Linked DNA regions of Homo sapiens: region 2 is linked to region 1. The links are chromatin loops, found by intact Hi-C in ENCODE. Cell type or tissue: left lung. All regions are shown on one strand. Each heading gives the region's core, and the rest is flanking DNA. Links, peaks and the distances in the headings are about the cores only.

The links. Hi-C counts contacts between places; a loop is a spot of excess contacts. Peaks named below come from ENCODE experiments on the same cell type or tissue, not always from the same donor. Only the 100,000 strongest peaks of a DNase experiment are listed, where the experiment ranks them.
Region 2: it touches region 1 in a loop (5-fold over the local background); 3 of 110 quality-filtered maps call a loop at or near these places.

The regions. Positions count from the first base shown.
Region 1 is chr21:44,414,570-44,429,746 of GRCh38, reverse strand. TRPM2 (transient receptor potential cation channel subfamily M member 2) reads right to left here. Exons shown (of 32, transcript NM_003307.4): 21 at 11,639-11,820; 22 at 11,192-11,324; 23 at 6,015-6,102; 24 at 4,808-4,895; 25 at 3,920-4,077; 26 at 3,011-3,087; 27 at 2,636-2,737. TRPM2-AS (TRPM2 antisense RNA) reads left to right here and starts at 4,184. Exons shown (of 3, transcript NR_109964.1): 1 at 4,184-4,597; 2 at 6,266-6,371; 3 at 14,803-15,157. RefSeq lists enhancers at 1,438-2,349, 2,350-3,261, 6,277-6,336. In left lung, for the core only: no CTCF peak of the experiment used is centred there; a DNase peak (open chromatin) is centred at 10,996; H3K27me3 peaks cover 1,528 bases.
Region 2 is chr21:44,491,352-44,506,528 of GRCh38, reverse strand. TSPEAR (thrombospondin type laminin G domain and EAR repeats) reads left to right here. Exons shown (of 12, transcript NM_144991.3): 11 at 1,648-1,749; 12 at 6,593-8,636. The coding sequence ends at 6,746. TSPEAR-AS1 (TSPEAR antisense RNA 1) reads right to left here and starts at 485. Exons shown (of 7, transcript NR_103707.1): 1 at 201-485. RefSeq lists enhancers at 2,848-3,367, 13,179-14,378, 13,905-14,405, 14,406-14,906. In left lung, for the core only: no CTCF peak of the experiment used is centred there; DNase peaks (open chromatin) are centred at 3,748, 6,760 and 7,148; H3K27me3 peaks cover 4,742 bases.

The sequences.
Region 1 (15,177 bases), core at 7,028-15,027:
TTATTTGCAGAATATATATTATTTACATAGAAAATCTACAAACACATTTATATAATTAACGAGAAGGTTTAATAAAGTTGTTAGATACAAAGTCAGCAAACAAAATTAATAATGCCCCTATATATATTTTTAAAAATTGAAAATATAAAAAAATGTTATACACCAGGCATGGTGGCTCATGTCTGTAATCCCAGCACTCTGGGAGGCTGAGGCGAGTGGATCACCTGAGGTCAGGAATTCAAGACCAGCCTGGCCAACATGGTGAAACCCCATCTCTACTAAAAATACAAAATTAGCTGGGCATGGTGGTGGATGCCTGTAATTCCAACTACTCAGGAGGCTGAGGCAGGAGAATTGCTTGAACCCAGGAGGCAGAGGTTGTAGTGAGCCAAGATCACCCCATTGCACTCCAGCCTGGGCAACAAAAGTGAAATTCCATCTCAAAAAAAAAAAAAAAAAAAAAAAAAAGAAAAAGAAAAAAATGTTATAATTACCCCAAATAACAAAAGTTATCAAATACCTGAGGAATAAATATTATTTAAAAATGTAAGATCTTTATGAACAAAATTATAAAACTTTAGGGAAGGACAAAGAGAAGACATAAATAAATGTTGACAAATACAGTCATAGAAGACTCATTATCATAAAAGTGTCCATTGTCTCAAATTTTTCTATAAATTTAATACAATTCTTATCAATGGATTTGTCATGGAGCTAGAAAAACTGGCTTTTAAACTCACAAAAAAGCTAAAGGCTCAAGACTAGAAAAGGCAGGTTTAAAGACATGCTATCCCAGAGTCAGGATTACTGCAACGCTGTGGCAAATAGTGGCATGATCTGCTATGAGATGACTGGGACAGAGGCATACAGAGCTTTGAAAGAGGAGCCACACCTCAGGGGAGGAGCCAGACGTAAGGGGAGGAGCCACACCTCAGGGAGGAGCCAGACCTCAGGGAAGGAGCCACACCTCAGGGAGGAGCCACACCTCAGGGAAGAGCCACACCTAAGGGGAGGAGCCACACCTCAGGGAGGAGCCACATCTCAGGGGAGGAGCCACACCTCAGGGAGGAGCCAGACCTAAGGGGAGGAGCCACACCTCAGGGAGGAGCCACACCTCAGGGGAGGGGCCAGACCTAAGGGGAGGAGCCACACCTAAGGGGAGGAGTCACACCTCAGGGAGGAGCCACACCTAAGGGGAGGAGTCACACCTCAGGGAGGAGCCACACCTCAGGGAGGAGCCACACCTCAGGGGAGGAGCCACACCTCAGGGAGGAGCCACACGTCAGGGGAGGGGCCAGACCTAAGGGGAGGAGCCACACCTAAGGGGAGGAGCCACACCTAAGGGGAGGAGCCACACCTCAGGGAGGAGCCACACCTCAGGGGAGGGGCCAGATCTTAGCAGGAAATGAAGTCAGGCAGCTCACTTTCTCTGTGAATTCACAAAATAAATCAGGCCCCTCCTCACACCTTATACAATCAGCCTTCAGCTGTATTAAAGTCTCAGTGAAAAAAACTAATTTTAAAATGTATCAAATGAATATAGGAAGGTGTGTCTTTATAATTTCATAGAAAGAGAACACACCTAAGGAAATATAATGAAAATATGATTCGCAAGTCCACAACAGAAGCATGGTGCATACAGAAAGTGCTCTTCTGCACTACTAAAGCCCGCATGGACACCACGTCCTGCCAAGTCCTGACACACCTGCCTGTGTGGCAGCCACCCGTGAGAGCAGGTGCTCACGCCTTGTTGCCCATGCCAGGCACCTGCTGCTCTCCTCGTCAGCTTCCCATAGCCACCGGATGCACCTCCCTAAACACCCGCCCTTGCCCGTCCCACATACCCCCAACACCAGAGCGGGCCGCCTGCAGCTGCAGCCACCTGGCCAGGACCTCTGCTCTCAGGCCCCATCGCCTCCTACCACCTCCTTACTCAACCTCCGGCTCCAGGCAGAGGAGCCCACACCCTGTTCCAGAGCATTCTGCAAAGGCCTGCCACGCAGTCCCCCCGTCCTTCAGACCCTTTGGTTCCTCTGCTCCATGGTTCATGCCCCACATCCCGGCAACCCCCCAGTCCCAGGTTCTGGTGGCCCCTCCTCCACCTCCTCCTCATGGCAGGGTCCAAGACTCCCAGGCTCCTTCCTTCCAGGGCACTTGTAGGTGCTCACAGGACACTTGACACCTTTATTTTGGGTTTCCTCACCTGTGTGATGGGTGCAGCGCCGATCCTGTGGGGAACAGGATGCCAGGCGAGGCCACCTTCCCGGCCAGGTAAGCCTGCCAGTGCCCATCTCCGTGTCCCCTCCCTGCCGCACAGCCCCTGCCCATCCTCTGAGGCATCGTCCTCTCCCAGCACAGCCATCCCCACGTACACAGACAAATCCACGTCCCCAGATTACGGCAGGGACCATGGGGCAGGGCCTGCCCGAGGCCAGGGGGCAAGTCCCACGCCCCCAAGCCCAGTCCTGGGGGCTACGGAGATGCAGTGAGTTGATGTTTTCTTCCTTTCGGTGGCTCACGTGCTTTTTTTGATTTTGTTTTATGAGAAAAATGCTTCCTTTGCCCAGAGAGGAAACCTGCCCCCCAGGCAAACCCCAAAGGCTGACGGGGCGGGGCCCGCAGGGGGCACACTCACAGGGGCAACCCGGCCTGCACTGTGTACGGCCCGTGGAAGCTCCGGCGGTCCCTCAGGCCATCCACCACGTTGTACTGGATCGTGGACAGTGGCTCCAGGGTGCTGGGAGCAGAGGAGAAGGCGTGTCTGTGTGCCCGTGTTGCAGGTGGGACAGAGCAGACAGGCAGAGGGATCACCCCCCCACCAAGGGCCCAGCCGAGTAGCTGCAGGCTGGGTGTACACAACAGTAGGAGCTGGGCCCCTTCAGGCCCCCACGGGCCCCTCCTGCTCACCTGGACCTCCCCGGGCTGGGCTCTGACTGGGATTCTCAAGGGAGCCCCTAGGAGGCCCTGGGTTTGGGGCCAGCTGGGAGCACGGACAGCGGCTCATACTCACTCTCCCATGGGGTCCATGGCGGCCGCGTCCTTCCTCTCTGCCGTGTAAAAGGGTGGGTCATAGATCAGGAACTCCGTCTGTCGCAAAACAGGGAGTTTTCCCTCAGATTTTTACCCCCACTGCAAAGCTGGGCCAGGCACCAGGGTGAAAGGGCTGCTCAGCTGGGTCTGAACCCGACCCCAACATCCCAACATGCAGGGCAGAAGCTCCAAGCTGGGCAGATCCGGGTGCCAGGCAGAGCTGGGGGCTGGGCAGGGCCGGGGGCTGGGATCAGGGACCCCCACCCTGGGGCCAGCTGAAGGGCAGGTGGCCGTGACTTGGGGGCCTTGGGGGTCTTCCCAGAGTGGGGCAGGGGGCTAAGCTGGACCCTAGAGGCAAGGAGGATTCTATGTGGTAGAGACCAAGGGGAGGCAGCGGAAGCAGCAGCCTGGAATGTTCTGGATAGGCCAGAGAGAAGCCCTGCACCAGGAGGGCGGGGGTCTCCCAGGGGCCATTAGCCATCTCTCTGTCTCTGTGTCTCTGTCTCTCTTCCATGCCTGGCACCTGGAAAGGGGCCAGAGCCATTCACCGGGGTGGGTGGGGTCTAGGACCAGGGCATGACCTGGGGGAATGGGGCCGGGGGGCTGGGCCCTGGGATGGTCATGGGAGGAGCCTAAGCCTCGAGCTCTGTGGGGATCAGTGTGCCCCCCTCAGGCCCCTCCACCACCTCCAGCTGTGAGGCCCCTGTGACTTGACTTCTCTGTGCCTCGGTTTCCTCAAATGTCAAACAGGGGCTGCCAGACGCACAGATCCCCCTGTGGCTGCAGTGGCTGGGAGCCAGGATTAATACCAGATGGATGGGGACAGGGCCGCCCTCCCCTCCCCAGGGGCCCGGCCACTCCGCCTGGTTGGGCTTGGGCAGGCGCTCACCTCCCAGGGCACCTTCTCGTTGGGCACGGGGAAGCGCGTGACAGGGCAGTTGGGGTAGAGGAGGTGCCGGGCATTCACGTGGTAGCTGTCGCCCGGCTCCTCCGTCTTCTTCCTGCCTCCCGGCTCAGCATCCGGCTCCTCCGCGGCCTTCTGGGAGGCTGGGGACAGTCAGGAAGACGTGACGCAAGGCGGAGCCCGGGCTCAGGTGCCCGCCCGCAGGACAAGGACTTCCTCTGTGGTCCTTCCGCCAAAACATCTGGGCTCCTCCACCTCCCCGAGCCCAAATGGCCATGCAGGTCGAACACCAGCTCTGAAGTGGGCAGGGCCCCCAGGGAGGACAGCCACGGGAGCTCAGGCAGCGTCCCCGCCGGCACCTGCCTCTTTGTGCAGCGGCAGTCAGGGCCCTCGGCAATGAGCTGAACTCGCAGTGCGGTTACGAGGGCAAATATGCTCCTTGAGGGCCGGCGAAACTCAGCAGCCCGAGGAAGGCTACTGATGTGCATTTCATAGCCGGCTGCGAATTTAGGAAAACAGACTTTGCTTCTCGTCACTCAGCCTACGTGACCAGGTTCAGACACAGTCTGCAGCCGCCCGCCTCGCACCCCCACTCTGCAGTGCGGTATGTGGGGAGCTCAGGGCACAGCAGGCCAGGCCTCCCCGTGGACGTCCAGGAACCAGGTCAGGTCAGGGATTGGGCGGGGCCTCGGCGCCAGCGTCGGTGGGTGGGCTGAGTTCCTGAGGGCGCTGGCCCTGCCTGGAACAGGCTGCAGCCAGTGCCTTCCTCCTGGACAGAGCCCCCCACCCCCAGCTGCCTCTCCTCCCAACTGACCCCAGACCCAAAAGAAACAGGCGGCTGGAGACCAGCTGCTGGCCTGGCCACCCACTCACCCAGAGTGGGGACGTCCGCCTCCGAGCTGAAGCCGCTGGCCCGCAGCGTCCTCACGATCCAGTGCAGGGCTTGGGCTGTCTGGGCCACCTGGAAGGCATGGCCCGAGACACAGTGAGCACCTGCCACCCACACGCATGGTACACACCCCACTGCCCACCGAGACTTCACTCCCCCAGCCAGGAGCCCCACCCCTGTCACTCAGCCCCTGCGCCCTTTGAAAGTGAGACACCACGTCCTCCCCAGGCAGCCACCAAGCCAGCCAGAACGCTGCCCCAGGCCCACCCGGCTCCCCCCGGGGGCTGCCAAGTCACACATCTGATGGTGCAGCCTCCCCAAGAGACACAACAGTGGGACTGTCACTGCACTGGACAAGCCAGAGGATGGAGCCAGCATGAAGGCACAGTCAGGCAATTCTGCACCACAGGGAGAGGTCACAGGCCGCCAAAGCCAGAGGCTTCCAGGGTTCCTGCACCTCCCAGGAGGAGCCTCCCCAGAGGCTGATGCGCCTCCCACAGGGGACAGTGGGACATGTCTCACTCGTGTGGCTCAGTGCTGGGCACCCTGTCAGGGGTCCCAGCATGGCCAAGACAGGGGTAGAGGGCGGCCTGGGCAGACCCCTGGGTGCAACGGGCAGGACTGGTGGATGGTGGATGCCCCAGCAGCACAGGTCCCAGCCCTGCCCCACAGAGCAAGGCTGGGAGCAGCAGCACAGGGTGGCTGAGCCATCCACAGGGCTCAGCACTGCCCGCAGGGGCTGCCGTGGCCGCAGGTGCTGTTGTTGGACAGCACAGCCCGGCCCAGCTGGTGGACGTTGATGGGGTGGTGGGAGCAGACCCTGAGAGGCCGTCTCTAAGTCCTCCCCACCTCGGTCTTGCGGCCTCTCCAGGGCTCAGGCACAGAGTCCCACAGCCTCCCTGGAGGCCGGGAGGGGAGAAGCACTCTGTTTCCTGGGAGCAGCGAGGAGCACAGCCCGGCCGTGGAGGCCTCAGTGCACACAGAAGGAACTCAGTCACAGAAACCCTTGGGCGGGGTTTTCTGGAGGACACACAGGGTGCCTCTTCCAGCTGGGAATGGCTGCCCCAACGTTCCGGCCTCCTCCTCACCATCACTCCTCAGAGCCCTCCTTCTTGGTGCCACCACATGGCAGAGCCGCCCACCAGGCCCAGCAGTGGCACCTCCTGACGGAGGCCCCGACCTCGGACCCACCTGCTCCTCCAGGGAGGCCAACCTCTGCTCCATGGAGCCCGACCTCTTCAGTGGGTCCAGGTCCAGCAGGTCCACCATGGCGTCAACCCTGAAAGAGGAAGCAGCTGAGCTGGACGCACACCACACCTTGGGGCCCTGGGAACGCCACACCGCTCTGCAGACAGCCCTGCCAGATGCAGCCACCAAGGCCCTGTGTCAGCCTTTGCTTCCTCTTAATATGAAACTATTTCTAACATGCATTTCTCCCATAGAACCAAACTGCCCAGGGCCCCAGAGGGGAAGATGTCTCAGCAGACGGACAGCCGAGGCTCACATGGCAAGCTCTGGCAGCCTGTCGGTCCCAGGAGAGAGGGGGAGGTGAGTGAACTGAGGGAGGGCCAGGTGACAGGTCACAAACAATGAAACTTCCTCTGGGCACAGCAGAGGTTGGTTTTGTTTTGGGGGTGATGTGGCGCGGCACTGTTGCTTGGGGAATATTTGGTTTTTGTCTTATTTTGTGGGGGTCGTGGAGCAGTGCTGCTGTTCTAAGGATGTTTGGTGTCTGTCGTATTTTGTGGGGGTTGTGGAGCAGTGCTGTTTTTCTGGGAGTTATTTGGCTTCTGTCTTATTTTGTGGGGTTGTAGAGCGGCGCTATTATTCTGGAAATGTTTGGTTTCTGTCTTATTTTGTGGGGGTCGTGGAGCAGTGCTGCTGTTCTAAGGATGTTTGGTGTCTGTCGTATTTTGTGGGGGTTGTGGAGCAGCGCTGTTTTTCTGGGAGTATTTGGCTTCTGTCTTATTTTGTGGGGTTGTAGAGCGGCGCTATTATTCTGGAAATGTTTGGTTTCTGTCTTATTTTGTGGGGGTCGTGGAGCAGTGCTGCTGTTCTAAGGATGTTTGGTGTCTGTCGTATTTTGTGGGGGTTGTGGAGCAGCGCTGTTTTTCTGGGAGTATTTGGCTTCTGTCTTATTTTGTGGGGTTGTAGAGCGGCGCTATTATTCTGGAAATGTTTGGTTTCTGTCTTATTTTGCTTCGCCCAGCCTCGGCCTGCTGTGTTTATGGTTAAAATAACTCTGTGGGCAAACCCGAGTCTCCAGCTCTCATCCGCTGTCCCCTGGGCTCCCTCACTTCCTTTCATCCACAGCGCCCACTGCAAGTGATATTCTTATAATACACTGAGCAACTATTTTAGTAACACAGAAACTTTCTGGGGATATGACCCACTTTAAACAGTTATCTAGGGAGAGGGAAGAAAGTGATTTCGCTCCAGGCCTGGGCATCTCCTTTCACCCACATTTCATTTTGCTTAATCCCACAAAAGCCGCTTAACCGCACCTGCCATGTTTTCCCAGACAGCCTTGCAAACATGCGAGGGTGGTTACTGGAGCCTTCTCGGACCCGCGTGATTCCACCACCGTGAGATGCAGGAACTGTCTAGATTTGCAGACAGAGCTTGTCCTTGACCCCCAAAGCTCCAGCCCTGCCCTGTGGGCGAGGAGCTTTGGTGAACTCAGCTCACCTCAGTGCTGCAAGGTTATGGCACCCCACACTCATGCGCCTCCCAGGTGCCCAGCTTCTTCACTGGAGGAGGGGACGGTGACCAGGCTAGGGCCCTTGGTACGGGCTGAGGAGCTCTTTCCTCACTTTCCCTGGAGCCCGTGTTCTGCAAGATCAGGTCGACTGAAGCACATCAGCTTCTGTCCCAGGCCCCTCTGCGGATGAGCAAGAGCTGCTGACCAATGGGAGTGACAGCTCAGCACACCAGCCAGCGGCCCAGCGGAAACACGTTCTGCAGGCTCATCTTGGGAAAACTTCTACTCACATACAAATATGCATTAGAGTCAGGGTCTCACCCTGTCACCCAGGCTGCAGTGCAGTGGCACCATCATGGCGCACTGCAGCCTCGAACCCCTGGCCTCAGCCTCCTGAGCAGCTGGGACTCTGACCCCATGTGCACCACCACACCTGGCTACTCTTTCCTTTTTTGTTGTTGTTTTTTTATTTTTTGTAGAGATGGGGTCTCACTATGTTACCCAGGCTGGTCTCAAACTTTTGGCCTCAAGAAATCCTCCTGCTGTGGCCTCCTTAGTAGCTGGGATCACAGGCATGAGCCACCGTGCCTGGCTAATTGTTATTTTTATTTTTTGTAGAGATGGGGGTCTCACTATGTTGCCTAGGTTGGTCTTGAACTCCTGGGCTCGAGCAATCCTCCCACCTCAGCCTCCCAAAATGTTGGGATTACAAGCATGAGCCACTGTGCCTGGCCTGCAAAGTTATATTTTAGTTAAGCTTTTTCAACCTCAGAAAATAACTGGAGGCGCCCAACTTCCACTGAGCACCTAGGCTGGGAAATAGGCAGCAGACCAGCTCTGAGCTTTAAGATGTCTGGGATAGGGCAGGAGCTGAGAGGCATTTGGGACTAAATTTTTTTTTTTTTTAGGTGGAGTCTTGCTCTGTCGCCCAGGCTGGAGTGCAGCAGCGCGATCTCAGCTCACTGCAACCTCCGCCTCCTGGGTTCAAGCGATTCTCCTGCCTCAGCCTCCCAAGTAGCTGGGATTACAAGCGCACGCCACCACACCCGGCTAATTTTTGTATTTTTAGTAGAGATGAGGTTTCACCATGTTAGCCAGGATAGTCTTGATCTCCTAACCTTGTGATCCACCCACCTTGGCCTCCCAAAGTGCTGAGATTACAGGCGTGAGCCACCGCGCCCGGCCTGGGACTGATTCATTTGGGGTCCAGCCCACTCCCTTAAGGCAGGAGGCTGCAAAGTTGCTGGGGCCTGCATTCCAGGCCACACCGCTGGCCAGTGGTGGAAGCTGAGCCACCTCTCTCACTTTCCTGGGCCTCCACTTCCTCATGGGTAAAAGTGGAAGGAAAAATACCTCCCTCTGCAAAAGGGTTGAGCGAGATGATGCAGGTGAAGGGTGTGGTCCTCAATGAGCCCTTAACACATGCCAGCCATCATATTCCAGCCCTGACTATGTTGGTCATCAGCAGAGCTGTGGCCTTCCAGCTTCATCCTGACATGCGGAGGCCGCCTTTCAGAAACTCTCCCAAGCACCTTCCCCCAGCATCTGGGCCCTGGGCATGGCCACTGCTCAAAGTCCCAGACGAGGCCATCCATCAAAGCTGTACTTGGCAACAGCAAGTAAGAGAAGGTTGTCAGGGCACTGCATGGCCCCAGGCCCCCCTCCTCTGTAAGTGGACCATCAGAGCCAAACGTCAGGGCTGAGCAGGCCTGGAGACCAGCGACCCCAGCCTCCTGCAACCCTGCCAGGCCAGGAACTAACAGCAGTTCCAGAATTGCATAGGATTTCCTCAGTGCCTTCTAGGCACTGGGCCTGCTCTACATCCCAGGATACTATGGGGAACATGTGGGACTCTGTCCCTACTCTCACATGGAGCCTGGCAGTTAGACATGACACAACCCACAAACCCACCAGCCAACCAACCAACATCCAGATTCCAGAACGACAGGGGATGGGGACAGGGTGGGTGGAGGGCAGGAAAGGCCCTCCAATGAAGTGAGGCTTGAATAGAGAGAGACAGCAAGTCCTGACTCTCTCTGGGAGAAGACTGTTCTAGGCAAAGAGCATGCCAAGGGCTCAACTGGAAGTCATCATGCCCAGACTCAAGCAAACAGGACACGTGTATCTAGTTCACTCAGAATGGGAGCTAGAAGGGGCTTTGACATCAGCTAGTTCATTAAGGTCCTCACATTGTCACCATCGTCATTACTATTGCCATCATAATCACCATCATCACTATCATCACCACCACCACATCCACCATCGTCACCACCACCAGCACCAGCACCACCACTACCATCACTACCACCACTGTCACCATCACCATTACCATCCACCACCACCACCATCACCGCTACCACCATTACCACCATCAGAAGCACCATCACCACCATCACCACCACCACCACTGCCAACATCACCATCAACATCACCACCACTACCATCACCACCACCACCACCACCACTGCCATCATCACCATCAACATCACCACCACTACCATCACCACCACCATCACCACCACTTCCATTACAGCCATCAGAATCACCATCATCATCACCATCACTACCACCATCACCAACACCACCACCATCACAATCACCACCACATCACCATCATCACCAACATCACCACTACCACCACTACCATCACCACCACCACCATCACCATCGCAGCCACCATCATCACCATCACCACCACCGCCCCCACTACTCATAAGTAAGGGTGATGATAAAAGCACCAGCCACGTTAGCAGATCCCTGGTTATAGTTCCAGCATATGTGCTCAATTCTTTACAGTCAGGACCCCACTGTATTCTGGAAACAACTCCAAGAGACAGGGACTATCGTGTCTCCATCTTACAGACAAGGTGAGGGAGGTATGGAAAGGCAGGAGTACATACATGTCTCTAAGGGGGAGGGCACTTGGCCTGGTCTTGGCCATCCCTTGCCAGCTCCAGGATGCTCCTGTTTGTGGCTGCAGGAGCCTCCACACGGCCATAACTAGGTGGCACCGTGTCCATTTCCCCCTCCTCCTCTCATGCCATGGTGAGACGCACACTGAGAGCAGGACACTGGGGGCAGCCCTTCCTGCTGCCCGCTGCTGGGCCATTAGGCCCTGCTGACACCTAGCAGGGCGGAAGGCCTGGCAGTGGAGAGAAGGGAGCAGATGTTCCCCCAACACTGACCTCGCACCTTGGAAAGAAGCAAGATGGGAGGAGCTGAGAGGGAGGACGGTGCTGAGCATGGCTGACCCCGAGGGCTGGGCTGCCGAGGTCCTGCAGAAGCTATAATAAGGCTGTGCACCAACAAGCTCACAGAGCAAACCACCCCCAAACCAGCCTGGACCCCGTGTGCACATGCCCCCAGGCCTCCAAGCCGGATCCTGCGGGCCAACCTGCCCCTCCCCCAGCCGCCAAGGCTTCCCTCCCAGCCTCTGACCCTGCGCCCTGTGGGGCCCAGCCTTCCTAAGGACCGCAGAGGGTCCTGGGTCAGCTGTGGGCACAGGCCCGGATGCCTGCAGCATTGCAGGGGCCACGGGATACAGCGCTCCCTCACCGGTGAGGCATTGCTGGGCCTCCCCAGGTGGGACATGTACTCATGGTGCCTGTGGACCTGCAGGAGGTCCCCCAGAGGCTTCCCGCCCCCAGGCCCACCGGAGCCCCCATACTTATTGCTGATGTCCTCGATCTTCTGCTCGGGCCGCTGCTTTTGCTGGAACTGTCGGTTCTGGAGGTAGTTCTCCTTCAGGTAGATCTCCCAGGATAGCAGGGCCGCCTCCTCGTTCTTCTCCAGCTTGTTCTCTGTCAGGGTGGGCGGACAGACCAGGGGACCTGGAATCCTCAGGAGGTGGGCCCTGAAGCCCTGACCCACCGGGGGGGCCCCGTGGGAGGGGGCCAGTCCTGAGTGGCAGGAAGAGCCCATCGCACACCTGCCCCCAAGGGGGCCTCTGGGCTCAGCCCCCACCACTTGCTCAAGGCCAGCAGAAGGCCAGCAGCCTGAGTGACCTGCACGCCTGCTGAGCGTCCAGGGTTCTGGGCAGAGCTGCCATGCCATCTCCACCCCCTCTGCACCCGGGTGGCCAGGACATTCAGGAGAGGCACTGGGGCTGGCATACTGAGCTGCTTGTGCCTCTTGGCCGGAGTCTTCAGGACCACCCTCTTGATGAAGAGCTGCAGGTGGCTGAGGAGGATGAAGGGGGGCGGCGCGGCGGGGCGGCCGTGGTACTCCTCGATCAGGTCATGGCGCTGGAACTTCCAAATCTGGTCCGTGTGCTCCTGCACCTGCTGGAAGGTGTAGCTGTCAGGGAGGAGAAAGCAACACCTCGAGGTCAGGGTGTTTACCCAGAACAGACCCCTCTCACCGCCTGCGTGCCCACTGTGATGCCACAGAGAGCAGAGCCACGCCCACATGCCCACTGTGATGCCACAGAGAGCAGAGCCACACCCACATGCCCACTGTGATGTCACAGAGAGCAGAGCCACGCCCACGTGCCCACTGTGATGCCACAGAGAGCAGAGCCACGCCCACGTGCCCACTGTGATGCCACAGAGAGCAGAGCCACGCCCACGTGCCCACTGTGATGCCAGAGAGCAGAGCCACGCCCACGTGCCCACTGTGATGCCACAGAGAGCAGAGCCACGCCCACGTGCCCACTGTGATGCCAGAGAGCAGAGCCATGCCCACGTGCCCACTATGATGCCACAGAGAGCAGAGCCACGCCCACGTGCCCACTGTGATGCCAGAGAGCAGAGCCACGCCCACGTGCACACTGTGATGCCAGAGAGCAGAGCCACGCCCACGTGCCCACTGTGATGCCACAGAGAGCAGAGCCACGCCCACGTGCCCACTGTGATGCCAGAGAGCAGAGCCACGCCCACGTGCCCACTGTGATGCCAGAGAGCAGAGCCACGCCCTTGTGCCCACTGTGATGCCAGAGAGCAGAGCCACGCCCACATGCACACTGTGATGCCACAGAGAGCAGAGCCACGCCCTTGTGCCCACTGTGATGCCAGAGAGCAGAGCCACGCCCACGTGCCCACTGTGATGCCACAGATAGCAGAGCCACGCCCACGTGCCCACTGTGATGCCAGAGAGCAGAGCCATGCCCACATGCCCACTGTGATGCCACAGAGAGCAGAGCCATGCCCACGTGCCCACTGTGATGCCACAGAGAGCAGAGCCATGCCCACGTGCCCACTGTGATGCCAGAGAGCAGAGCCATGCCCACGTGCACACTGTGATGCCACAGAGAGCAGAGCCACGCCCACGTGCCCACTGTGATGCCAGAGAGCAGAGCCACGCCCACGTGCACACTGTGATGCCACAGAGAGCAGAGCCACACCCACGTGCCCACTGTGATGCCACAGAGAGCAGAGCCATGCCCACGTGCCCACTGTGATGCCAGAGAGCAGAGCCATGCCCACGTGCCCACTGTGATGCCACAGAGAGCAGAGCCATGCCCACGTGCCCACTGTGATGCCACAGAGAGCAGAGCCACGCCACACGGGAGGCCAGCTCCAGGCACAGAACTCAGCCCACAGACCTCACAATTCCAGGCTTCCTGGGAACCAAAGCAAGAAAAAAGGAGAAGCACACAGACTTTCGATATTATAAGCCTCACTGGCTAATAACACGAAGTGGGTGTTTATCAGGAGACAGACACTGTCTGGCACTGAACTCTAGGACCTGATCTGTGGATTCTGACGAGCACAAGAGCCAGACCCTCCAGGGGTGCATGTGGAAGGGGCAGGGCTGCAGGGGCCTCCTTGGTGTGTCTCAGGGTGACAGGCACAGAGCCCTCCGCAGTGGGAGCCGGAAGTGTGGGTGCCATACTTGCTGCAGGGACAGTGTCCTGCCACCAGCCCCTTGGCCTCGAGATGACAGTCCTGGCCCATGCTCGGGTTCTCTCAATGTTCAGAACCCACGTTCTGAAAGGTGGCAACCTCAGCAACTTAGCCAATGAAACAAGAAGAGAAACGGTTGGTTCCTAACAAAACCAGGAACACAAGGATTTTCAGAGTCCTGGGTAGCACAGGGTCTGTCTGCAGATGCTGGGAAGGGCTCTGAGGGCCTGGGAGGCTTTCTGAATTATGGGGGCAACGTGGGGAGACTGGGCTTTCTGTGGACCATGACAGCTCCGCAGCCGTGCTGGGCTCCTCAGCTCCACTGTCAGGGCTAGGAATTGGCCACAGAACCCCCAGAGCCAACCCTGGGGCCCACTAGGACCCCAAACACCTGTGTTTTCATTCTGCGTGGCCTCCTGGTTCCCTGGAGTTCTTTTTTATGCTGCCTCTGGTGTGAGGTCCTCAGCATTTAATTTGTTCTAAGTTTAAAAGCTGCAAGAGCAAAACAGAACCCCCAAAGCCTGGGGCCCACAGCTGCTGCGGCTGATCAGAGATACGACCCCAGAGGACCACGTCCACCAGGGGCCGGATGGACAGCCACCTATTTTGTACTCCTTGTTTCAAAAGCAACAATAGCAAATAACATTCCAAAAGTTCTATGATAAGACTTCAAGACACTAGGATTTAAAGAAAATCCTAGACATTTTCAAAGAGAAGAAACAGCTACTGCATGGGTCTCCTGATGCTGCTGTAGTGAACCGCCACGGCCTTGGCAGCTTAAAGCAATCAGACTCTTCTCTCAGTCCTGGAGGTCAGGAGTCTCACTGGGCTAAAACCAAGGTTCGGCAGGGCTGTGCTCCTCCCGTAGGTCGGGAGCCTCCATGCCTTGCCTTTCCTGCCTTCCAGAGGCTGCCTGCATTCCTGGGCTGAGGCTCTCCCCTCCCGCCGACGCTCACTGCCACCGTCACATTCCTTCTCCGCCTCCCTCTTCCACGGCCCCTCATGATGATGTCGGGCCCATGCAGATAACCCCAGATAATTTCCCACCTCAGGATCCTCCACTTAACCCCACCCTCCCAGTCCCTTTTGCCACATAGGGCCCCATAGCCACAGGGTTCGAGTGTGGACCTCCCTGGGGCTGTTATTCAAACTGCCACAGATGCCACAAACACCAGGCCCAGAGGAGGTGGACACGTGTGTGCAAATCCACAAAACCAGCAAAGCACGTGAAGACGTGCAGATGAGGAAGACCCCAATGGCACGGGAGGGCAGACACAGAGCCGTCCACAGATGGATCGGAGCTCTGGGGAAGGCACCGCAGAGCCAGCGCCGTCTGAGGCACACGGTGGGGGCAGCAGGAACACGTCTAGGGCTGGGGAACCGGCCCCAAAGAGCTAAAGAACCCAGCAACTAACCGAAATGCTCACACTTACAGATGGCAGACGGGAAAAGAAGCCACCTGCTGGGATGCTGAGACTCGCTTGCAGGAGCTTTTGGAACTGGCTGAGGTCACAGCTGGAACCACTGTGGCCAGCTGGAGTCTGCACAGCCCGAGTTTCCACCCCAGGGTCCCAGTAACTCCGCCCAAATGTGCACACGAGACCTATGAGGAGACATAACTTTCCAGAACCCCCTTTTCTTCCACCAGCCACTTACTCATCCAAGAACCCACCCCCGAACCTTCCCTAATAGAAACACTGCATTAAAGCCAGCGCGGGGAGACAGACGTGAACTGCGCCCCTGTCTCCTTGTGGGTTGGCCTAGAATAAAAGCTTTTCTTTTCTCAAAAACCTGGTGTCATAGTATTGGC
Region 2 (15,177 bases), core at 3,535-11,534, 80 kb before region 1:
TGGACACCTCTGTGATCCCTCCCTCTCCCAAGGCCCTGTCTGAGCCCCTGCTGCAGGCCGGCCCCACAACTGCCTGCAGGGAAGCACCGGGATGAGGCCCCTCTGCTGCCTGAACTGGCCACAGCCCTGAGGCTGCTGAATACAGAGGCACCCGCCTGGCCTGCATGTCAGCAGGACGCCTGCGTGTGCATGGCTTCGACCTCCATTTCCTCATCTTGAGATGTGGGGCTGACGCTGACAGCTCGGCAGGTGGGCTCCTGGGGAGGAAAGGATCCAGGGGAGCCGCTCCTCAGACCCCTCAAACCGAGCCATCCCCAAGCACAGATGCATCCTTGGTAAATTCAGGTGAGACTCCTAAGACAGGACACAGCAAATTTGTTTGCAACAAGAAACAGCTTCTGCTTCTAGGAGAACATCTGTGAACGAGCAGGTCCTGCAGGTCCTGTAGGCACCTCCTGGAGTGACCTCACGGCCGCTGACCTCACAGCTGAAGACACAATGCTGAGAGAAGAAACCAGGCACAGAGGCCACAGCACTGTGACGCCATTTCTGCACAGTGTCCAGAGCGGGAAACCAAGCTCCTGCCTCCAGCAGGCACCAGCAGCCTGAGACTTTTTCTCTGATTGTTTCAACCTCTTAAAAGTGGACTTTTGTACCCCGGTGTTCATAGCAGCAGCATTCACAGTAGCCACATGGAGGAAATTCCCCAAGTGTCTGTCAGCGGATGGACAAACACAACGTGTCCATTCACACAGCGGAGCGTTACTCGGCCTTAGAAAGGAAGGCGATTCTGACACACAGTGCGACACGGATGAACCTTGAGTCACTGGAGTCTCAGCTAAGGCAGACACAAAGGACAAATACCGTGCGATTCCATTCATATGAGGTCCCTAGAGTGGTCAAATTCATAGAGACAGAAAGTGGCGTGGTGGGTGCCGGGGCTGGGGGGGGGGGGGGGGGGAGGGGGGAGGGGGTGATGTTTACTGGGTGCAGAGCTTCGGTTTTGCAGGATGAAGGCGTTCTGGAGGTGGATGGTGGGGGCGGCCACACAGCAGTATGAATGTGCTTAATGCCCCTGATCTGTGCACCTAAAGATGGTTGAGGTGGGAAATGTTATGTTATATGTATTTTACCATAATTTAAAATTTGAGGCCAGGCATGGTGGCTCATGCCTGTAATCCCAGCACTTTGGGAGGCTGAGGTGGGCAGATCACTTGAGGTCAGGAGTTCAAGACCAGCCTGGACAACATGGTGAAACCCTGTCTGTACTACAAATACAAAAATTAGCCGGGCGTGGTGCCGCACACTTGTAATCCCAGCTACTCGGGAGGCTGAGGCAGGAGAATCGCTTGAATCCGAGAGGCAGAGGTTGCCGTGAGCCGAGATCTCGCCACTGCACTCCAGCCTGGGTGACAGAATGAGACTCCATCTCAAAAATAAAATAAAATAAAATTTGAAATTTTTTTTAAGCAAACAACTAATTTACATTTTCCTGGAATAGACCAACACATATGTGACTGTGAGAAAATCACTCCCCACTTTGGCCCCGGCTCCTCCTCTATAAATTTTGGAGGTAGCTTCTGGCCAATCCCCCAGTTCCCTGGCGATGTCTGTTGTGTCCTAATATCCACCCACTTGTTCCTGCAGTGCTCTGGACTGGGAGTTTTTCTCGGTGGGAGAAGATTATTTCCTGGTGGTGGCCAACTCCTTCGATGGGCGTACCTTCTCGGTGAACAGTATTATTTACAGGTAATGAGCTGCCGAGGCCGGCCTCCTCCCAGAGCCTTGCTTCCCCACTGTGGGCTCACCGAGGCCGGCCTCCTCCAAGAGACTTGCTTCCCCACTGTGGGCTCACCGAGGCCGGCCTCCTCCAAGAGACTTGCTTCCCCACTGTGGGCTCACCGAGGCCGGCCTCCTCCAAGAGACTTGCTTCCCCACTGTGGGCTCACCGAGGCCGGCCTCCTCCAAGAGACTTGCTTCCCCACTGTGGGCTCACCGAGGCCGGCCTCCTCCCAGAGCCTTGCTTCCCCACTGTGGGCTCACCGAGGCCGGCCTCCTCCAAGAGCCTTGCTTCCCCACTGTGGGCTCACTGAGGCCAGCTTCCTCCCAGAGCCTTGCTTCCCCCGAGGGCTCACCGAGGCCAGCTTCCTCCAAGAGACTTGCTTCCCCCGAGGGCTCACCGAGGCCAGCTTCCTCCCAGTGCCTTGCTTCCCCCTAAGGGCTCACCGAGGCCGGCTTCCTCCCAGAGCCCTGCTTCCCCCTGAGGGCTCACCGAGGCCAGCTACCCCCCGAGGGCTCACCGAGGCCGGCTTCCTCCCAGAGTCTTGCTTCCCCACTGTGGGCTCACCAAGGCCGGCCTCCTCCAAGAGACTTGCTTCCCCACTGTGGGCTCACTGAGGCCGGCTTCCTCCCAGAGCCTTGCTTCCCCACTGTGGGCTCACCAAGGCCAGCTTCCCCCCAAGGGCTCACCGAGGCCAACTTCCTCCCAGAGCCTTGCTTCCTGCTGAGGGCTCACCGAGGCCGGCTTCCTCCCAGAGCCTTGCTTCCCCGCCGAGGGCTCACCAACTCCGGCCTCCTCCCAGAGCCTTGCTTCCCGCCGAGGGCTCACCGAGGCCAGCTTCCTCCCAGCACATTGCTTCCCCCCTGTGGGCTCACCAAGGCCGGCTTCCCCCCAAGGGCTCACCAAGGCCGGCCTCCTCCCAGCGCCTTGCTTCCCCCCGAGGGCTCACCGAGGCCAGCTTCCTCCCAGAGCCTTGCTTCCCCCCGAGGGCTCACCAACTCCGGCCTCCTCCCAGAGCCTTGCTTCCCGCCGAGGGCTCACCGAGGCCGGCTTCCTCCCAGAGCCTTGCTTCCCCGCTGTGGGCTCACCAAGGCCGGCTTCCCCCCAAGGGCTCACCAAGGCCGGCCTCCTCCCAGCGCCTTGCTTCCCCCTGAGGGCTCACCGAGGCCAGCTTCCTCCCAGCACATTGCTTCCCCACTGTGGGCTCACCAAGGCCGGCTTCCCCCCAAGGGCTCACCAAGGCCGGCCTCCTCCCAGAGCCTTTCTTCCCCCCGAGGGCTCACCGAGGCCGGCTTCCTCCCAGAGCCTTGCTTCCCCCCGAGGGCTCACCAACTCCGGCCTCCTCCCAGAGCCTTGCTTCCCGCCGAGGGCTCACCGAGGCCGGCTTCCTCCCAGAGCCTTGCTTCCCCCCGAGGGCTCACCAAGGCCGGCCTCCTCCCAGAGCCTTGCTTCCCCCCGAGGGCTCACCGAGGCCAGCTTCCTCCCAGCACACTGCTTCCCCCCGTGGGCTCACCAAGGCCGGCCTCCTCCCAGCGCCTTGCTTCCCCCCTGTGGGCTCACCAAGGCCGGCTTCCACCCAAGGGCTCACCGAGGCCGGCCTCCTCCCAGAGCCTTGCTTCCCCCCGAGGACTCACCGAGGCCGGCCTCCTCCCAGAGTCTTGCTTCCCCCTGAGGGCTCACCGAGGCCAGCTTCCTCCCAGAGCCTTGCTTCCCCCCGAGGGCTCACCGAGGCCGGCTTCCTCCCAGCACCTTGCTTCCCCACTGTGGGCTCACCGAGGCCAGCTTCCTCCCAGAGCCTTGCTTCCCCGAGGGCTCACTGAGGCCAGCTTCCTCCCAGCGCCTTACTTCCCCGAGGGCTCACCGAGGCCGGCCTCCTCCCAGAGCCTTGCTTCCCCCCAAGGGCTCACCGAGGCCGGCCTCCTCCCAGAGCCTTGCTTCCCCCCGGGGGCTCACCTTCTCTCGCAGGTGCCACCGGCTCACAGCGAGTCCCAAGTCAGGTGTCATTTCCGAGATTGGCTGGGCCCAGTGGATGGCCCGGCGCTGGCTGCACCCGTGTGGGATCTGAGCTGGGGCCCTGCCCCGGGTGTAGCCACAACCCACGAGTGCTGGTGCTTCTGCCTTTGGATTCTGTCAGGGATGCGGCGTGTGGACATCCTAACATGGGAGTTGTTGATATTTAATTTTTCTCTCATAGACACTGTGGTGTTCTCATTTATTTCCAGGAGTTTTCCAAGTATCGTACGTTTAACGAATGGGGTTGGCTTTTTAACTTTCATTTGCAGCTGCTCATCATGACAATCATTTTCTCGCCCCCTAACCAATCAGTTCTAATAGCTTTTCTTAAAAAGATTCTCAGGGGACTTAGGAATGTAATTACCTCTGAGAATAAAGAACATTTCCCCTTGATTTCTAGTGTTCTAATTGATTATGTAGCTTGCTTCCCTAGCTAAAGATTCCAGAACAATCTTGGATGGCGGCAGAAGTGGCAGCTGTCCCACCTTGCTCTAATTTAACGAGCACATCTGAGCATGGCCGTTTGATGGGCTGTGGGCCATCCGGGCCAGGGCTGAGGTCTCCTTTGGCATCTGTGAGTGCGTGGTGCGGTCCACTATGTTTACTGTTGATGTCATGATTTATAGTGAGACATCTCCTCGCGTTATTAGACCCGATGCCACTTGGTGATGATGCAGAATTATTGAATAAGCCACTGGCTTCCAATTGCCTGTCTTTAAGCTTTTAGCATCTATAATAGGAAATTAGATTGCTCGGTGGTTTTCTTTTGGGGACTTAACTTTATCCAGTTTAAAATGAAGCCTAACAGTAAATACACACTGCAGGGCTTTCTAACTGCACCTGTGGACTGGGATAGTCTGAAGAATAGGATTTTTTCTCTCATTTCTGACAGCTGGGTTAAATTCAGTTATAAAGCCATCTGGGCCTGGGTACCTTTTTAATAATATCTCCTTCTTATTTATTTTTTGGGGGGGACAGGGTCTCACTCTGTAGCCCAGGCTGAAGTGCAGTGGCATAACCTCAGCTCATTGCAGGCTGAAATTCCCAGGCTCAAGCAATCCTCCCACCTCAGCCTCCCTAGTCGCTGGGACCACAGGCATGGGCCAACCATGCCTGGCTAATTTTATTTTTTCTTTTTGGAGATGGAGTCTCGCTTTGTCGCCCAAGCTGGAGTGCAGTGGCCCAGTCTCGGCACACTGCAAGCTCCGCCTCCTGGGTTCACGCCATTCTCTTGCTTCAGCCTCCTGAGTAGCTGGGACTACAGGCACCTGCCACCACACCTGGCTAATTGTTTTGTATTTTTTAGTAGAGATGGGGTTTCACTGTGTTAGCCAGGATGGTCTCGATCTCCTGACCTTGTGATCTGCCCGCCTCGGCCTCCCAAAGTGCTGGGATTACAGGCATGAGCCACTGCGCCTAGCCCATGCCTGGCTAATTTTTGTATTTTTAATAGAGATGGGGTTTCACTATGTTGGCCAGGCTGTTCTCGAACTCCTGACCTCAAGTGATCTGCCCGCCTCAGCCTCCCAAAGTGCTGAGATTATAGGCGTAAGCCACCCCGCCCGGCCATAAATGCTATATTTGAAGGCAATGAGAAAAGGATGGGTTTTACTTGATAACTCCATATGATTCGGGAGATTAGCTTCATGTAATCTGGAAGAAAACAAAGCTTACCCCCACTTCACATTGTACACAAAAATAAATGTTATATGGATTAAAAGTCCAAATGTGAAAAAGAAGAAAAGCTGAAGGCAGTTGTATAACCTCAGGGTTCTATGAAGAAGACAAGCCCAGAAGGAAAGGCACTGGGTCGACCACCTGTGTTAAAAGCTTTCTATGGAAACAGACATCCTATTCAAAAGCAAAAGACAAACTCTTTACCACACACACGACAGAAAACCAACCCTTACAAACTAATAAAAAATGTGTCTTTAAATTTGGAAAAATGGACAAAAGATATAAATATGAATTTTTAGAAGAAAAGATGAACAGTGTGAATAAACATTATAAGGGATTTGTCCTCAAAGCAAAACCCTGCCAGGTTCTCCCCCATTTGTTTGGAAGTGTGTTAAAGATGGGCAGTGGAGTGGGTTGGGGGATCCCAGGGGGACCCCACCCTGCCCTTTCCCGTGAGAGCAGAAGCCACCACGGTTTTTCCAGAAAGCAGTCTGGAAGAATTTATTTTCATACTTTATTATTTAATATTAAATGTAAACAACTCGTGCCCTTTGATGTCGGCGCCCTGCCTTGGGGACTCCACGCCTCGGAAATGGAAGCTCCTGGGATAAATGAGTCCTTTTGAAGGCAAACCCTGGCGGCCAGCAGCCGCCCAGAGCAAGAATGAGGGCCTGGGGCAGCCCCTGACGTGGGGCCGCAGAGCAGCGGGCAGAGAGCTGGGCTCCTGTATCTGAGGACGGAGGGGTTCCAGCCTGCGTGGTGGCCTGCGTGTGTTTGAGGGGGGCCCTGGGGAAAGTCACGCACCTCACGATTGAGGCCGACCCTCGGAACTGCACGTTTGGGGGTCCCCGGGGTTAGGATCTTGGGTGGATAGGAGGTAGCGCTGGGATCTTGGTGAGATCTGGAATCTTTCCTCTTCTGGGCCTCAGCCTCCTGCTTTGCAAGATGAGAAGGCCCTCATGGCCCAGAATCGATCTCCCCACGCTGTGCCAGTCGGGGGGATGGAAGAGGCTCAGATGTGACCCAGAGCTGCTGGGTCCCTGACAGCGCGGGTGGGAGCCGGGGGAGAGGAGCTGCCCCGCAGAGCCCAGGCTGACCCGGCTGCCGCTGTCTGTTCCGCAGGTGGCAGGGCTACGAGGGCTTCGTGGCGGTGCACAGCCTCCCCACCGTCGGCTGCAGGGACTGGGAGGCCTTCAGCACCACGGCTGGTGCCTACCTCATCTACTCCAGCGCCAAGGAGCCCCTCTCCAGGGTCCTGCGGCTGAGGACACGCTGAGGCCGCGGCTGCCCGGCAGCAACTGGGGTGGCCAGGTGGGGCGGGACCCCAGCACCTCCCCCAACTGACCCTGGACGTCCAGGTGGGCCCAGCCTAGGGCATCCCGGGCCTGGGCATCAGGCAGGGTGCAGGTGGGGCCATCTGCGGCCCTGGTTCGGGCAGGGACATCCATCCACCTCTGAGTCCTTCTGAGCCACAGCCCCAGTGACGGTCTGGTCTTGCAGGCAGAGGCCCAGAGCCCCTGCCAGTGCTCGCCCATCTGAGTGTCAAGCGGGGATTTCGCTGTCAAGGAACCGTTTCTATACATTTTTACCTCAAACAACAGGACCTCGGTTCATGTCCCTGCGGCTGGCCTCTCGCCAGCCACTCCTGCAGTGTGCGTCCGGCCGCCTGAGCAGGTGTGGTGCCGTCCCGCCATTGCCGCCACCTATTTATTGTGTTTTATCTGAACGGAAGTGTATTTATACTGCTCTTTACAAAAGCACCGGTGCTCCTCTCTAGGCAGCGGGTGGGCACAGCCCCTCACCACGGACACGGACAGAGGACCACCTCCCCATACAGAGAGAGGCTTCCCTCCCAGCCTCAGTTTACCCGTAAATGCACTAGCGCGAGGTCAGAAATCACAAGCCTGGGCATGGCCTGGGTCGCACCCCCTCCCCACGGCCCCACCCACAGGGACCTCAACTTCTGGGCCCGGGATTTTTTCCCTATTCAGCAGCATTTTAATCACATGTCCTCCAGCTGACTGGGACTCAGGCTGCGTGCCTCCGTCTGCCTGTGTGCTGGCTGTCCTAGCTCCCTGGTAACAGCATCCTCTGCTGGCTCTCCTGTGGTCATCTTGTCTCTGCAGCTGGGAGAGCTGCTTGTCTGTCCGTCACAGGCAGTGAGGATGAGAGGGGGTGATGGGCGCAAGGCCCCAGGGGTCCTCCCTCTTAACCCATGTAGGTGCCAGAGAAACCACCCCCACTCCATGAGAAGAGGCTCAGACAGCAGGCTCCGGGGCCACGCAGCCCAGACCACACCTGCCACGGTCTTCCAGGAACGGTGCTCCTGCTTCTGCAACACAAATCGGAACAGGAGCGATCCTCAGAGAGTTTACAATGTGCTTTTTCCGCCAATCAGAACTGTGGACAAAACTTCCTATTTCCTACACCGCAGCTGTCTGTTCACCTTCAGCTCAGAGAGCACTCCTGACCTTTCGTAATGAAATGGAAGCCTCCCCTTGTCTGGCAAATAATAAACTCAGTGTCTACTTTTGCCGGCTTTGGGACCTTCGTGTTTTTCCGGGGCTCAGGTCTCACTCCAGCCATCGCTGTGGCCAGTGGAGAGCCACTCCCCTCTGGGGGCAGTCGCCGAGAGCCTCCTTCCCCTCCGTCCAGCCAGCAAGGCTTTCCCAAGCGTCCTGGGCAGGAGGGTTGGGCCCTGCTTTCCACCAAGTCACTCAGAAGGTCCCAATCACACATGATTGGCCTCATTGGGTCAGCACCTGTGAAAGGAAGATTAAAAACTCGACACCCCAATTCACTCAACCAAGAAGAAAAAAGCTGAAAGCTGAGTCCTGCAGGAAGCTGCCTTTCCCTTTGCCCTAAGCAGACAGCTGCAGATGAGAGGGTCAGCATCTCCACTAGTGGCTGCTCTGTGTGCCCCTTATCTCATGGAAAGTGCCAATTTACTGAGCACGAGATAAACAGGTAACTGACTGTTCCCACCTGCTCCTTTTCTCCTGCAGCATGGAGCAATCAGTCATGTGACCACACCCTCCTCCCTCTGCCCCCTCCAGCCGGCTTTTCCCCTTGACTGAAGCCTTCAACATCATCTTGGGAGAGAGGCACAGACCTGTCTCCTGGGTGCATCCTTAGCCTTGGCAAAATAAACTTCTCCATTGATCGAGGCCTGGGTCGGGTACTTTTTTGGTTTGCAGACTCACCCACATGCTTTTCCAGTTGGGCCTTGCTCTTCTCTTGTTTGAGTAATTTGTTTCTGTTCATGTGAGGCTGACGGTGTCGCAACTGTTCCAACTCCCATCTCTCAGCCAGATCCCTTCATTCCCCAAACTGTTCTAGATCTGGACTTATTTTGGAAATCAGAGCCTGGCTTGAGTGGCTGAAAATCTAAGAACTTCTGGGTAAAGTTACCACTCAGTGTTTGGAGCACAAAACTGAAAGTGTCTGAGCCAGGTCTCAGTCAGCTTAGAGGGTTATGATGCCAAGGTTGAGAATCTGCCCAGGAAAAAGTGGCACCAGTCACAGCAGGACCTGTGGCCAGGCCTTTTCCAGAGAGCATTTTGAGGTGCTGAGTATTTAAAAGAGGAGGAGAGGAGAGGGCAGGGGGAAGGGGGAGAGAGAAGACGGTGGGTGGGCAATGAGGCCAGTGGTCAGGCTCCTGGGAGGCTTTAATTAGCACGCACTGAGTGCACGTTGCAAGTGAAAGGGGGAGGTGGGGGAACAGCCCTTTAGGCACTCACCTGGCACTCAGCAAACCTGCATCTGACGTCAGATAGAGTAGACACAGAAAAGAAGAAAAAGCCAAGCCTGTGTTTTTCTCGAGTGTTTAACCAGAAGTCACGGCTGGAGACACAAAAGCACCTCCTGGCCTATGCAATTTTGTTCCTTTACTGCTTTAAACAAGCAAGATGTGGTTTTATTCCTTTAGTAGCTGGTGGTGTTGGCTCTGTGTCCCTGAACAAAAATAAAAGCAAGCCCTAGTCTTTTGTCCCACACTCGCGAGGATCAGCTGCTCATCGACACTGTCAGAGTGTGGGAGGCCTCCCGGGGAGATACATGGCCGGCCGTCTTGCAAGCTCTCTGTTCAGAAACAGACTGGTTCTCCTGAGAGGCAGGTTTTGCGTGACGCCATTTCCAAGCTTTCCCTTTCCCTTTGGAACAGTGAGTTTGGCATCTCAGGATTCTGTTTGCCTTTCACAGGAGGGAGAAGCTCCAGACGTGGGCTCGCCGCTGTCCTTCCATGCCCCCTCTTGGATGGAATCAGTGGGCCCTGGGGCCCCGCCCACCTCCCCAGTCTTCCCCTGGGGTTGAGAAGAGCACTTTTCTGTCTTGTTAGCCACGATTTCAAGCCAACGTTGCAAAAGCTCTGATTTCCTGGATCGTGGGGAAGCCCGTCTGGGCGCCCCAGCAGCACGTAGTTCAAACACCTCTCCTGGCACCGGGGAGCGGTTCCAGCGTGCCCTTCTGAGAACCTTCTTCAACTGCACTTGCAGTCAGTGTGTTTTCTCTTGTGTAATTGGAATCAGGACCTTTTGAATCCTACCTGCAAATTTATGCAAACAATATGCAAAAACTTGTGACAAAAATTGGCAAAGGAAGACCTTTTGCGGGTGAAGCACAACTGTCACCTAATGGCTCTCAGGGGTGGTTGGGGCGGTGGCGCAGGTGAGAACTGACGTTTGGTCGGGGTCTGTAGCGGTGGTGGGAGGTGTTGGGGTCTTCCTCCTCCCCTGCCCCGCAGTGTGGGAGTAGCCAGTGAAAGTGCAGAGTTGGGGGCTCCCTGTCTCTTCTTCACTGTGGAGGCATCTTCAGAGCTGGGGAGAGGGCGGGATCCCTTAGCCTCCCTTCAGGCTGTTCCTGATGCCACATCTGGTGCTGAGAATGAGTCTGAGAAGCCTCCAGGCCCCCGACCTCCCTATGCCGTCACACCCACATCAAACTATCCTGTGTTAGCATTAACTTCACATTATTGTAATTGTCCCCCTGGGAGGTTAAGCTTTGTGGAGCTTTTCTGTGATCCCTCTCTATCATGGAACCATCGAAACTCTACATCTTAACATCGGAAGGTTCTTTCACGATCATCTGGTCCAATCCCTTTGCTTTCCGCAGAAGGGGACCAACACACAAAGAAGCAGCTGACCCTGGTTCAGCCCTAAACCGGAGCCCTAAATCAGTCACCACCTCTCCAGCTGACACTACTCACTGGATGGAAGGCCTCACAATCTGGGTGCCACTTGAGATATGGTGGGAGCAGAAAATAGTTGTGTTATTTTAAAGGGTCAAGAGTGACTTTGTAAATCCACACCCCTGTCATTCCTAGAAAGCTATGTGGCTTATGGACAGCACCAGCTTCTTACTGTGCTTTTCAAACAGCTGGGCAGTTGGGCAGGACACACTGATTGCTCTTAGACTTGTAAATAACCTCTGGGCTGTCCAGAGCTGTCCCGAACTGTCCCGAGTTCTATCCTGTGGCTGTTTGTAGGCAATGATGAAATTGGGTTGTGGGGAGGAAGAGAAAGAAGAGAGTGGCGGAATGGGCTGTGGGGCCGATGAGATCAACATTTATTGGGCACTATTTCTGACGTTATGCTGAGTGTCACCCAACATTTGCCCCATTTTACAGTTTGAGGAAACTAAGGTTCAGAGAGGTTAAGTAATTTGCCCAAAGTCTCACAGCTAATAAGGAAGAAGACTGAGGTTTCACACTTGAGACTTTCTGATCTCAGAGCCCAAGCTCGTCACCACCATGCTCATGGGGCAACGGTGGGGAGAGAGCCAGGTTTCCAGGAAACCTCTCAATGGCCGTGCAAAAGTTGACCCTCTTACTTCCCGCCGCTTGGATGAGCGGCCTCGATGGTGGAAGAGGGGCCAGCAGAAGAGCAGGGCCATTTCCTGCGTTGGTCAGGATACGCCTCATCTTGCCCACGTCTTCCTGGGGCTGACACATGGGAATTTTTCCAGCAGGCCTGGCCCGAGGGCGCTGGGGCTTTACTTTTGTGCTGGTGCAGGCGGTTCTCAGGCTCAGATAAAATTTCCTTTAGCTGTTTATCCTCCCAACAAGCATTTTGCAAACACCTCTTCTGTCAGTTCTTGAACCACTAAGCATGGTCCCCGACCCAACAAATGGAGCTCCGATTCGGAGATGCAAAACCTGATTCCAGCAAAGCTTCTTGCAGCTTCTCTGGGGCAGTTTTCACAGCTCTTTATCTTCTCCACTTCTCTATTGTTGCTTTACCAACAGGGGCCTCTGCCACCAAGGAGTGGGGAAGACATGCAAAAGGGGCTGTGCGGCACTTGGGCTAAAGATTTTGGGAAGGATGTGGAAGCCGGGGCTAACCAGAGGTTTCGGCGTGACCTGCGAATCTTCCCCTCTCCCCCATCCCTGCGGTGTCGTTTCATCAGACACCGAAGCTGGGCTCATGAGCTAAGGGCCGCAGTTCACTTAAAATTCCGTCCCAGGCCAGGTGCGGTGGCTCACGCCTGTAATCCCCACAATTTGGGAGGCCGAAGCAGAGGATCACGAGGTCAGGAGTTCGAGACCAGCCTGGCCAACACGGTGAAACCCTCTATTAATACAAAAATTAGCCAGGCTTGGTGGTGCACGTCTGTAATCCCAGCTTCTTGGGAGGCTGAGGCAGAAGAGTTGCTTGAACCCAGGAGGTTGAGGCTGCAGTGAGTCGAGATCATGCCATTGCACTCCAGCCTGGATGACGGAGGAAGACCCTGTCTCAAAAAAAAAAAAAAAAAAAAAAAATCCATCCCAGCATCCTCAGCTGGAATAACTGCCAGTTGCCACTGGCTGCCCCAACGGAATTAACAGACGCTGCCACCAGCCCTCCTGACCTCATTGGACAAAGCTGCATCCTCAGCAGGCTGTCTCCATCCTGAGATGGAGTGGGAAGTCCTCTCATGCGGAGTCTGAGCTTCAGACAGGGAAGGATGGGGGCCCTTCCTGTATTCCCATCAGTGTTCACCTAAAAGGAAGAGGCTGAGGCATGAAGTCTAACTTAAAGAGTTGACTTGAGCCAGGGTGAGGACAGCAGCCCAGAAGACTCACACCCACGTACGCCTGGCTGTGAGCTTCCCGGCCATGAGCTTGCTTTCTTTGGCCTTCATTATAGGCAGGTTTTTAAGGCAAAAGAGGGTGACATGGAGCAGGCCGACACAAAGCTGCTTGTCGGGAGTCTCGCTGGCTCACAGAAATAACACTGCTAAGCTACGTGGTGCAGGTTGCAGCATCCGGTGGGCATGATTTGTTAGTTAGTGGCTCCTCATGGTCATCGCACGCAGCTCCTGAAGATGAACACACAGCTCAGAGGGAGAAGGACAGGACTCCTGTCCCCTCTCCACATCTCTCTGTGCCCGATCATGTAAAAGGACTTGTGTTCCTCACAGAACAGTTCTTTTCTCATCAGGAACTCCATTTTCTGCTTTCTTTGTCAGGATGGGGTCCCCTGGAGAGCTGCTTAGAGGGGCAGGAGAATCCCAGGAGGGAAACCTAAAGCATTTGGGCAGGGGCAGCAGCCACACCTATAACCAGCCTTACAGAGCAGGTCACTGGGGCTGAGAGTGGGAGAAGCCAGTTTCAGTCTCACATGGGTATTCTCCAGACAGACCTGGCAGGTCCTGTCCCCAGAGATCAGGGGTTGTAACTGCAGGCAGACAGAAAAGCCATGGAAAGCATTCATCCCTGCAAGAGCTCAGGGCTCACCCTTGGGAGATGCTGAGCAGCAGAAGTGCCTGGAAAATGTGTGTTGAAAGGGTGAAATGAGCAGAGGGTTCCGGGTTTGGCTCTGGTAGAATCAGAGGATGATCTGGGAGGGAGACATAGACCCAAATGGTAACAGGTGCGGGAAGTGAGACTTGAAATCTGAAACATGACATGACCCTGAGAATTTCATTCTAGTGCCTGGCTTCAGGCATAGGGTTGTGGCTGATGGGTGGATGTGTACACACACAGGCAGACACATTTACTGTTGGGAACGGGTGCTCGGTGTTGCAGAAATCAACACTGAGACAAAGGATCTCTCAGCAAGGCTAGTTTACTTTCTGCAGAAAGGGTGCCGCTCGCTAGCAGTCTTGCCACAAGAGCACACACAAAAAAAGACAGGGTCATTTATAACCTGACGCAGCTACCCTACTGCTGTGCCCAGTTTCTATCGGCTGGAATGGGACCTTACATTCTGTTTGTCTCGATTGGCTAGCAACTTAGAACTTCCCAAAAGAGGCAAAGGCAGAGGAGAACAAAGGAAGAGAGGAAGTAACTTGTGGAATGCTGAGAGAGGCAAAAACACTTCCAAATAAGGAAGAGGAAGAGGCTATGACCTAATTCTTGCTTGGACTGGTTCAGGCATGCCAGGGCAAATACCTAGACTAAAATGTGGGAGCTAAGAACAGAGTATATTGATTTCTTTATTACAGCTAGCAGAATTTAAGAATATTAACACAGGTCTTTGAGTAAACTTTGCTTCTAGAAGAGGTTACTATCTATTCTGAATTAGACTGGGAGGAAAGTCCCTTTGAAGAGGAACCTCTATTTCATTTCTACATGTACCTTCTGTCTTGGACTTTGGGAAGATGTTCTCTGGGCTGAAGACTGTCTGCTAGGTGAAAATATCAGGGAAGGTGATCGTTGCTTTTTCTGCCTATCGCCAGGAAGTTGGACTTTCATAAAACTCTAGTGCAGGTTCGCCGCAGCCTGGAGGGACAAGCACTGGGTTTCATTTTACTCAGCCCTGCCAAACTGTGTGCTCTAGGACGAGCCATTCAACTCTTTCAGCTGTGCTATAGGAAGAATCAACACCCATCTTGCAGGACTCATTTAGGGATTAAGAGGGAGAATCACCAGGAAAAGGAGATGTAATCTGTAAAGGGCTGTCACCCCCTTGTGATGGTGACACTGATGTGGTTAACCCCGGGACGGTGGGTCGCATCCTTGCCTAGAGCAGTGGTGTGTACAGGGTCATCCTTCACAGTGAGGAGAGGTACCGACGTCGTCTGATGCTTGACACAACCCGACCCACACACATTATGCACAGATAGCAACACTGAGGGTCTCGGTGACAAATGAGTGGAAGGAACATATGGGGGTGGGGGGCTTTCACAACCTTGAGAGCAAAGGCAAGGCAAGTTATTTCTGTTGAGAAACACAAAGCCAACAACACCAGCAGCGAAAGGAATGCAAACCACATCTTGCTTGTTTAAAGCAGTAAAGGAACAAAACTACATAGGCAAGGAGGTGCTTTTGTGTCCCCAGCCATGACTTCTGGTTAAAAAGTGCACACAAACCTCAGACAGTCAATACACTCACTTCAACGCCTGATGTGGTGTGTTTCCTTAAGAAAAAAAATCCCGGGAGGGGAACAACACTCACTGGGGCCTGTTGGGAGAGGGCTGGGCCAGGGGGCATGGAGAACATTAGGGAAAAGAGCTAATGCATGCTGGTCCTCATGCCTAGTGACAGGGTGACAGGTGCAGCAAACCACCATGGCACACGTTTACCTATGTAACAAACCTGCACATCCTGCACATGTACCCTGGAACTTAAAAATATATATAAAATAATTAAAATTTTAAAAAAGAAAAAAAAATCCTAAGGGCTGGGTGCAGAGGCTCATGCCAGTGATCCCAGCCCTTGGGAGGCTGAGGTGGGAGGACAGCTTGAGCTCAGGAGTTCGAGATCAGCCTGGGCAACAAAGGGAGACCCT